Regions from separate parts of the Homo sapiens genome. Here region 1 is linked to region 2. The links are chromatin loops, found by intact Hi-C in ENCODE. Cell type or tissue: Caco-2. All regions are shown on one strand.

The links. Peaks named below come from ENCODE experiments on the same cell type or tissue, not always from the same donor. Only the 100,000 strongest peaks of a DNase experiment are listed, where the experiment ranks them.
Region 1: it touches region 2 in a loop (3.0-fold over the local background); 2 of 110 quality-filtered maps call a loop at or near these places.

The regions. Positions count from the first base shown.
Region 1 is chr11:108,546,770-108,551,769 of GRCh38, reverse strand. All of the region lies in intron 1 of EXPH5 (exophilin 5), which reads left to right. Among named protein-coding and RNA genes, the nearest start is that of EXPH5, 44 kb to the left of the region's middle. In Caco-2, no CTCF peak of the experiment used is centred here; a DNase peak (open chromatin) is centred at 2,079.
Region 2 is chr11:108,646,451-108,651,450 of GRCh38, reverse strand. No RefSeq gene overlaps it. Among named protein-coding and RNA genes, the nearest start is that of DDX10, 16 kb to the left of the region's middle. RefSeq lists enhancers at 3,222-3,271, 3,302-3,351. In Caco-2, a CTCF peak has its summit at 2,983 (motif pointing right); a DNase peak (open chromatin) is centred at 2,980.

The sequences.
Region 1 (5,000 bases), 100 kb after region 2:
CAGGATTTGATGTAATTGGAAACTTCATTCTGGGGTTGGCTGATGGCTGAACTTGTAGGAGATCAAGGGACTATTTGGCAAGATGTCCTTAAGGAGTGGAGGGTTGACAGAGATTGGGGTGCTTAGCTGCCTGGAAGGAGAACGAGGTGTAACAAGACGGTCAGGTCCGCGAAGATCAGCTGTAAAAGAAAAAAAACAATGTGTATACAGAAGCAAGGGAGTAAGAAAAGTGAAGGAGAAATGTCAGAGATGTCAGAGAGGAGATAAACAGAGAAGTGAGAACATCAAAAAGAGGAATGGATGCCTTTGGCAAGAGGAGCTGATAAAGGGAACTATTCTGAGAAACATTTGAGATTTTTCTGACAAGAAAATGGAAGCTATTCCTGGCTTAGGGAATTGTTTGTTTTCAAACTTGCATAACTGCTCTCTCTTCAATCATATTTGAATTCTCATTACTGCCTGTTTAATTGGCAAAAGTCACTGTAAGTTTGTATCAATTGCATTGTTTCTTAGTGGGGTTAATAATACCCACAGACAATGAGATACACGGTTAGGAGAACATGGGTTTTAGACTCAGAGGCGTGTGGGTTCGCGTCTCAGTTCGGCAGCTCCAGCAGAACTTCCATGTCCTCTCTGTAAATGAGGACGATGCTGGAGCAGTGTTAGGGTGAGGATTGGCAATAAGAACTGCAAAATCCGGCAGATGGCAAGAGCTCAGTTCATATCATCGGTTATTATTTTTTATTGGTATGATTTCACCCGAAGACAGGGTGTTTGGCCAGATTATATCTGGAGACCTCTTTCGGCTTTATAAGATTTCCCAATGATTTGGATGTGATGTAGGAATGTTGAGGCTTTTCTGACCATAGATTTTAGACTGGAAGATGTCTTCAAGATAACCTCATCTGTATCCATGTTTTTTTCAATTTGTACATAACGAACCACCCCAAATTTTATTTTTATTTTTTATTTATTTATTTATTTATTTTTTGAGACGAAGTCTCACTCTGTTGCCCAGGCTGGAGTGCAGTGGCATAATCTTGGCTCACTGCAACCTCTGCCTCCCAGGTTCAAGCAATTCTCCTGCCTCAGCCTCCCGAGTAGCTGGGATTACAAGCATGCACCACCACGCCCAGCTAATTTTTATATTTTTAGTAGAGACAGCATTTCTCCATGTTAGCTAGGCTGGTCTCGAACTCCTGGCCTCAAATGATCCGTCTGCCTCGGTCTCCCAAAGTGATGGGATTTCAGATGTGAGCCACTGCTCCCAGTCTCACCCCAAAATTTAAAGGCTTAAAACTACTTCTGTTTATTAGCTTACCATTCCGTGGGCTAGCCATTTGGTCTGGGCTCAGCTGGGTGGGTTGCCGGGGATCACTCATTGGGCACCACTATGACAGCTTGGCTGGGTCTGGATGGTCTAAGATGCCTTCACCCACATGTTGGGTAGTTGGCAATGGCTCTCTGCCAGGCCTCTTTCTGTGTATGGTCTCATCCTCAAGGAGACTAACCCAAGCTTCCTTATACAGAAGTCTCAAGATCCCAAGAGGAAGAGAGCAGAAGCTATAAGATCCATTGAGGCCTGGACTCAGAAGTCTCAGTTTCACTTCCACCATATTCTATTGGTCTTAGCAAGTGCAAGTCTGGCCCAGATTCCAGGAGGAGGTGAAAGGAGGTGCCTCTTAACAGTAGTTGTCCTGGCTCAGTCTTACTTCAAAGGCCAGAACTATTTCTGTTTTGCTTCCTTGGTAATAGTAAACACAATGCCATCACTGACTACCCGAACCTTGAATTTTCCAGCTGTTGACTGTACCTGTTCATCCACTTTCCTTACAACCACTAGGAAAGAGGTAAAAGAGACCCCACCTCCTAAGAGTGGCAAAAAGTCACATTGCCAAGGAGTGTACCTCCAGGAATGATGGGAATTGTGGAGGAATTCTTTGCAAACAATCTACACATCATTTATTCCTCTTTGACAAGTGGGGAAAGAAAAACCAAGAAAGTTAAATATTTGGCCAAGATCACCCAGCTAGAACCTGACACTACTCCTGGGCTCTGTCTCCTACCTGATAGTAACTCAAGAATGGGCCAGGGAGGGTATCATTAACAAGGAGCAGATAAGTGGGGCCAAAGGATTACTTACACACAATGACCGGGAGATAAATGGACAGCTATCATTTACTGAGCACGTTCTAAATGGTTAGTACATAATTAATTTGTCCTGGAGAAAAGATGGGCACAAAGCCTTGCTCAGAATAAAGTCAAACAAAAGTGACAAGCAAAGGTCAGCAAGGACTAAGTTGGGAAAGACAAAGAAGAGGAGGGGGAGGTGGGTGTCATAACTCAAGGCTGGAAATAAAGGAAAAATAAGTTTAACTCAGGAATCGGAACATAAGAGGAGTGGTGTGTTCCAGAGGTGCTAGGATGAAATCCAAGGCAGCATTTCACAGACGGATTCATGTGAATGAAGAAAGGACATTTTGACTTGGAACAGAGGGCTGGGCCTCTGGCCTAGCAAGAAAAGACCTGATTTAGTTTAATCAAGTTGATCAGCCTCAGGGTAAAACAAATTAGAAGTGTAGACAACAGTCCCTTGTGATATGTTGAGTCAAGCTGGACTAATTAAGCAAGCAAGCTGTGTATTAGTAATTTCCCTGTATGTATGTCATTCTCAACCCTGAGGTTCTCATTGGCATAAAGTGGATGGTACATCCCAGTTGGTGCTGAACATATAACAAGCCCACATGGAAGAGGAAGAGCGTTGTGCAGGCTGGTTATGAAGTTGGTTGAATTCTGTTTACAAACAAATGTTATCTTTGTCAAACTGAGGCTAGTGGAAATAGAAAGTACTGTCCTCAAGTTTTGTCACCACACTTCCACTTTATGTTTAGAATTTTTTCTTACTTGCTAATGTTGAGTGTATTTGATAGTTTTTTTAAGTAAATGAATGAATCTAGACCACTGATTTTATAATTGTTTTGCTCCTTTTAGTACCAGAAGCTCAGTTAACCATTGTCAATGTACAAACTATACTTCATAGGGCTCTTGGGTGTGTAGGGTTAAGAAGATGAATTACACGTACCCAGAGAGTTTGAATTTAGACTTTTATGTCATCGTTTCCCTTCCTGGGTCACCCTTACATCAAAGGTCAAAACTATTTCTGTGTTGCTTCCTTGGTAATAGTAAACATAATGCCATTATCGACTACCTGAACCTTGAATATTCTGGCTGATGACTGTACCTGTTCATCACTTTCCTGACAGCCATCTCCAGAGTTATCCTTAAAATATTTCTGCTTTAAAAATATTTGAATTTCTTCAAAATCTTGCCCCCTTCATGTATCTGCATGACACTACTGTCTGAATTTCATTTCTCACTATCTTCAGGAAACAAATACTAACATAAACATATCCATGGATTATTTATGTTTTACTTCCAACAGCCTTAGCCAGAGTCAGGTTTGTACAGCTCAGCATTCAAAATTTAATCAAAATGAAAGTCAATCTCATCACAATAAGATAACAAAAAAAAGAAAAAAAAGTCAAAAACTTTCTTATTTAAAACACATAAGAAAAATGAGCTGGTTTTTAAATTAAACATTTCTTATTCCAGTAAAGAACTCTGAGACACTGATTTTTTTTTTTTTTTTTTTTTTTTTTTAAAGATGAAGTGTCACTCTGTCGCCCAGGCTGGAGTGCAGTGGTGCAATCTCGGCTCACTGCAACCTCCGCCTCCTGGGTTTAAGTGATTCTTCTGCCTCAGCCTCCTCAGTAGCTGGGATTACAGGCACCCGCCACCAAGCCCAGCTAATTTTGTATTTTTAGTAGAGATGGTGTTTCGCCATGTTGGCCAGGCTGGTCTTGAACTACTGACCTCAGGTGATCCACCTGCCTTGGCCTCCCAAAGTGCTGGGATTACAGGCATGAGCTACTGCGCCCAGCCAAGACACTGATTTAAAAATTGACGAAACGCTCAATTGCCAAGTCACAAAGTATAATTACTAAACAAACATAAGGGAAGGGTTCAAACCTTCCTCTTATCAAAGAAATGTAACATATTTTATTAAACAAAGAAAGATTCTTAAAAATAATTACTAACAATTATAAATAGTAACACCAAAATATTAGAAAAATAAAAATACTTGAAATAATAATACCTTGTCTTCCAAGGATGCCTAGTGGCAGACTTGTACATTGCTGGCATAAGTGATATTGGTACAGTTATTTTGGTAGTATGTATAAAGAATGACAAAAAGGGCTGTGCTCCGTGGTTCATGCCTGTAATCCCAGCACTTTGGGAGGCCAAGGTGGGAGGATCACTTGAGGCCAAGAGTGAGAGACCAGCCTGGGCAACAGAGTGAGACCTCTCTACTTTTGTAGAGATCTCCATCTCTACAAAAAATAAAAATATTAGCTGGGCATAGTAGCGTGCAACTGTAGTCCTAGCTACTCAGGAGGCTGAGGCAGGAGGATCATTTGAACCCAGGAGTTTGAGGCTGCAGTGAGCTATGATAGCACCACTGCACTCCAGCCTGGAAAACAGAGTGAGACCCTGTCTCTAGAAAAAATAAAATTTAACTTTAAAAAAAATCACAAAAATGTTTTGACTCTTTGACCCAATCATTCTACTTTAGTGTCTGGCAGAGGCACTGTAAAAATAGAAAATGCATGGCCAGGCGCAGTGGCTCACACCTATAATCCCAGCATTTTGGGAGGCCGAGGGAGGTGGATCACGAGGTCAGGAGTTCAAGACTAGCCTGGCCAATATGGTGAAACCCCGTCTCTACTAAAAATACAAAAATTAGCTGGGCGTGGTGGCACGTGCCTGTAGTCCCAGCTACTCAGGAGGCTGAGGCAGGAGAATCACTTGAACCTGGGAGACGGAGGTTGCAGTGAGCCGAGATTGTGCCACTGTACTCCAGCCTGGGTGACAGAAAAAAAAAAAAATAATAGAAAATGCACAATGATATTTATTACAGCAGTATTTATAAAGTATTTTTA
Region 2 (5,000 bases):
TAGAGTGCAGTAATGCAATCATAGCTCACGGCATCCTTGAACTCCTGGGCTCAAGTGATCGATCTGATTTTTATTGTTTATTTTCTTCCACTAATGTTGGGTTTGGTTTGCTCTTACTCTTCTAGTTTTTTAAGATGCATCATTGGTTGTTTATTTGAAGTTTTTCTACTTTTCTGATATAGAAATGTATTGCTATAAACTTCCCTCTTAGTACTACAATACTTTTGCATATCCCATAGGTTTTGGTATATTATGTTTCTGTTTTTATTTGTTTCAAGAATTTTTTAAACTTCTTTCTTAATTTCTTCATTGATTCAATGGTCACTCAGGAGCATATTGTTTAATTCCCATGTGTTTGGATAGTTTCCAAAGTTCTTCTTGTCATTAATTCCTAGTTCTATTCCATTGTGATCAGAAAAGATACTCGATATGATTTCAATGTTTTTGAATTTTTATATTATTTAATGTTTTTAAATTTTGTGGCCTAATACATGTTCTATACCTGAGAATGTTCCACGTGTTGAAGAGAATGTGTATTCTTTAGCTGTTGGACGAAATGTCCTGTAAATGTTATCAGCTCCATTTGGTCTGTACTGCAGACTAAGTTCAATGTTTCTTTGTGGATTTTCTGTCTAAAAGACCTGTCCAATGCTGAAAGTGTGATGTGGAGGCCTCCAACTACTATTGTATTGGGTTCTGTCTCTCTCTTTAGCTCTAATAATATTTGCATTATATATCTAGGTACTTCAGTGTCGGATGTAGGTATATTTACAACTGTTATAGTCTCTTGCAGAATCGACCCCTTTATCATAATAGAATGAACTTCTTTGTCACTTTTTACAGTTTTTATCTTAAAATCCATTTTATCTGATATAAGCATAGCTACTCCTGCCTCCTGCTCCTTTTTTTTTTTTTTTAATTGGAAACAGGGTCTCACTCTGTTACCCAGGCTGGAGTGCAATGGTGTGATCATAGCTCACTGTAATCTCAAACTCCTGAACTCAAGTGATCATCTTACCTCAGCCTCCCAAGTAGGTAGGACTACAGGTGCATGCCACCACACTCAGCTAATTTTTAAATTTTTTGTAGAGATGAGGGTCTTGCTATGTTGCCCAACTGGTCTTGAACTCCTGGCCTCCAGCAATTCTCCCACCTCAGCTCCCAAAGTGCTAGGATTACAGGTGTGAGTCACCATGCCTGGCTCTTGCTCTTTTTTTGTTTTCATTTGCATTGAATATCTTTTTCCATTTCTTTATTTTCAGCCTATGTGTGTCTTTATAGGTGACATATGTTTCTTGTAGGCAACATAAACTTAGGTCTTTTTTTTTTTAATCCATTTAGCTACTATGTCTTTCGACTGGAGAATTTGGTCCAATTACATTAAATGTTATTACTCACAGATAAGATTTACTACTGCCATTTTCTTATTTGTTTGCTGGTTATTTTGTTGGTCCTCTCTTTCTTTCTTCCTTCCTTCCCATTTTCCTTTGTGTAAAAGTGATTTTCTCTGTAGTATATTTTAATTTCTTTTGGAAAAATTTTTGGGTATCTGTTGTAGATTTTTGATCTGTGGTTACCATAAAGCTTGCAAATAACATCTTATAATCAATTATTTTAAACTGATGACAACTCTAATTACAAAAAAAAAATCTAAAAATCTCTACCTTTTAACTCCATCCTTTTCATCCTTTTTGACTTTTTGTTTTTTCTATTTGTATATTTTAATACTATGTATCTATCGAAAAGTTGTTGTAGTCATTATTTTTGATAGGTCTTTTAGTCTTCCTACTCACGATATGAGTGGTTTACACACCACAATTACAGTGTTAGAGCACTCTGTATCTGTCTGTGTACTACTACTAGTGAGTTTTACACCTTTAGCTGGTTTCTTATTATTCATTAATGTCCTTTTCTTTCAGATTAAGAAACTCTCTTTAGCATTTCTTGTAGGACAGGTCTGGTGTTGACCAAATTCCCCAGCTTTTGTTTGTCTGGAAAAGTCTTTATTTCTTCTTCATGTTTGAAGGACATTTTTGCTGGATATAATAGTATAGAATGGAAATATTTTTCCTTCAGTATTTTGAATATGTCATTTCACTTTCTCCTGGCCTAAAAACTTTCCACTGAGAAATATGCTGTCAGACATATTGGAGTTCCTATATAAGTTATTTGTTCTTTTTCTCTTGCTGCTTTTTAGAATCCTTTTTTTATCCTTTACCTTTGAGAGTTTACTAAGTGCCTTGAGATAGTCTTATTTGGATTGAATCTTCTTTGTGTTCTATGACCTTCTTGTACCTGGATATTGATATTTCTCTAGGTTTAAAAAGTTTTCTGTTATTATTTGTTTGAATAAACTTTCTACCTCAGTATCTCTCTTTACTTCCACTTTAAGGCCAATAACTCTTAGATTTGCCTTTTTGAGGCTATGTTCTAGATCTTGAAGGTGTGCTTCATTCTTTTTATTTTTTTTCTCCTCTATGTATTTTCATATAACCTGTTTCAAGCTCACCAATTCTTCTTGATCAATTCTGCTGTTGAGAGACTCATGCATTTTTCAGTTTGTCAATTGAATTTTTCAGCTCCTGAATTTCTGCTTGATTTTTAAAATTATTTCATTCTCTTTGTTAAATTTGTCCAATGGAATTCTGAATTCCTTGTGTGTATAAGTTATCTTGAAGTTCACCGAGCTTCGTCAAGACAGCTATTTTGAATTCTGTTTGAAAGATCATATACCTCCATCATTCCAATTTTGGTGACTGGTGTCTTATTTAGTTCATTTGGTGAAGTCATGTTTTCCTGGATGTTCTTAATGCTTGTAAATGTTCATTAATGTCTGGCCATTGAAGAGTTAGGTATTTATTCCAATCTTAGCAGCCTGGGCTTGTCTGTGCCTGTTCTTGGGAAGGCTGTACTGAAAAGGAATTTAGTATTGTGATCTAAGCCTGTGGTCACTGAAGCCATATCAGCACTAGGAGGCGCCTTAAGCCCAGTAACGCTGCAACTGCTGCAGACTCCTAGAAGCACTGCCTTGATGGGCTTGGGTAAAATAAAGTATAATCCCTAGTTTACCAGGCAAAGACTCTTGCTTTCTTTCCTCTTTTTCCCCCATCAGGAGTCTCTCTTTGCGCTGCGCCACCTGGATTTGGGGAGAGGTGACACACGCATTCCCATGGCCACCACAGTTGGCACTGTATTGGGTCACATCTGAAGCCAGTACAGTGCTGGGTCTCACCCAAGGCCCTTAGGACTACTGCCTGGCAACTGCTGATGTTTGTTTATTCAAGGTCCTAGGGCTCTTTAGTCAGCAGGTGGTGGATTCTGCCAGGTTCTTCCTTTTCTGGCCCAGGCTGGGTCTGGAAATACCATCATGTGATGGTAGCTAAGGCTTCAAACTAGGGGCCTCAGGAATCTGCATGACGCTTCATTTTACTGTGGCTGAGCTGGCACCCAAGTTGCAAGACAAAGTCCTCTATGTTCTTTCCTCTCCTTTCTCCAAGTAGAGGAATCTCTCCCCAAGCTGCACTATCTGGATTAAGGGGAGGGATAAGTCAGGCACTACCTTGGCCACCACAACTGGTGTCTCACTGGGTCACATGCATCCCAAGTCTACTGGCTCTGAGCCTAGCCCAGCACTGTGGTTTGCCCAAGGGCTACAGTCCTTGTGACCTGACTGCCTCCCAAATTTATTCTGGGCCTCAGCCACCGGTGGTGGAGCTGGACGGGAACTCAGGATACTACCGCTGGGGCAGAGGATTCCCCTTTGGTCTAGATAATCTCTCTGTGGGTGCCAGCAGAATTCTTCTCTGTGTTGTTTTCCACTGTGACAGGCAGCAAAGTCCCACACTCACTTTGCTCTCCCTCCCACAAGAGCACATGTTCTCTCTCCACGCTCAGTGTAGTACTGCCAAGGGATCGAGGAGGGTGGTATAGGCAATGCGAGGCTGTCTTTCCTATCCTCTTCAATTCCTCTTTCCTTGATATAATGTTAAACAGGTACTGCCTTATGAATGTGCTTTCTTACATGAATAATTGTTCATTTGCTGGAGGGTTCTATCTGACCACCTTGCTCTGCCTCCTCCCCCCATATTCACCTTTATAAATAATTGACTTTTTAACAAACTTTTGGAACAAGTATTTTGGTAAGGAAAGCATCTTTAATAAATTGATAGTGTAATACATTCAGTGTCACCATGGAACTTCCTGGAGTATATTAGTGATTAAAAACACAGCTGAATTATAACCAGATATAGTGATTGAATGAAATCAAAATGATAATGGTTTTATATTTCCATATATCAAGTGAAAAAGATGAATGTCCAGTCATACCTTCATTAATTGTTAAAATATTTGGAGTAATGTATATTTAGAAAAACAAATGAAGAGAAAGCTAGGTAATTCCCACTAGGTTATTTAGGCAGATACATTATTCTTCAAAAATATAGCAAGTAAATTGAAAGCATTTCTTGCTTGGTTATCTATATATATGCGTAGTGCTTCTGCCAGACCATTTAGCTGGCAAAGTCTTGTTCAGCACAAACACAAATCATTCATGCTAAAAACAAGCCAATTTGTTTGTGTGCAGAAACCACTATCTCCCATGCTGATCTGGAAACAGAAAATGGCTTCAAAATTCTATCAGCAAGAACAATCTAGTGTGTAATAACAAATATTCAGTACATAGCAGAAGATACAGTTAATTGCTATCACATTTTTGTTTGTGTTGGTTGGTTGGTTGGCTGGTTGGTTGGTTGGTTTTAGAGACAGGGTCTCACTCTGTCATCCAGGCTAGAGAACAATGGCATGATCATAGCTTACTGTAGCCTTGAACTCCTGGGCTCAAGCAATCCTCCCATCTCAGCCTCCCAAGTAGCTGGGACTATAGGTGCATGCCACTACAACCAGCTCATTTTTAAATTTATTTTTGTAGAGTCGGGGTCTTGCTATGTTGCTCAGGCTGGTCTCAAACTCCTGGCTTCAAGCAGTCTTCCCACCTCGGCCTC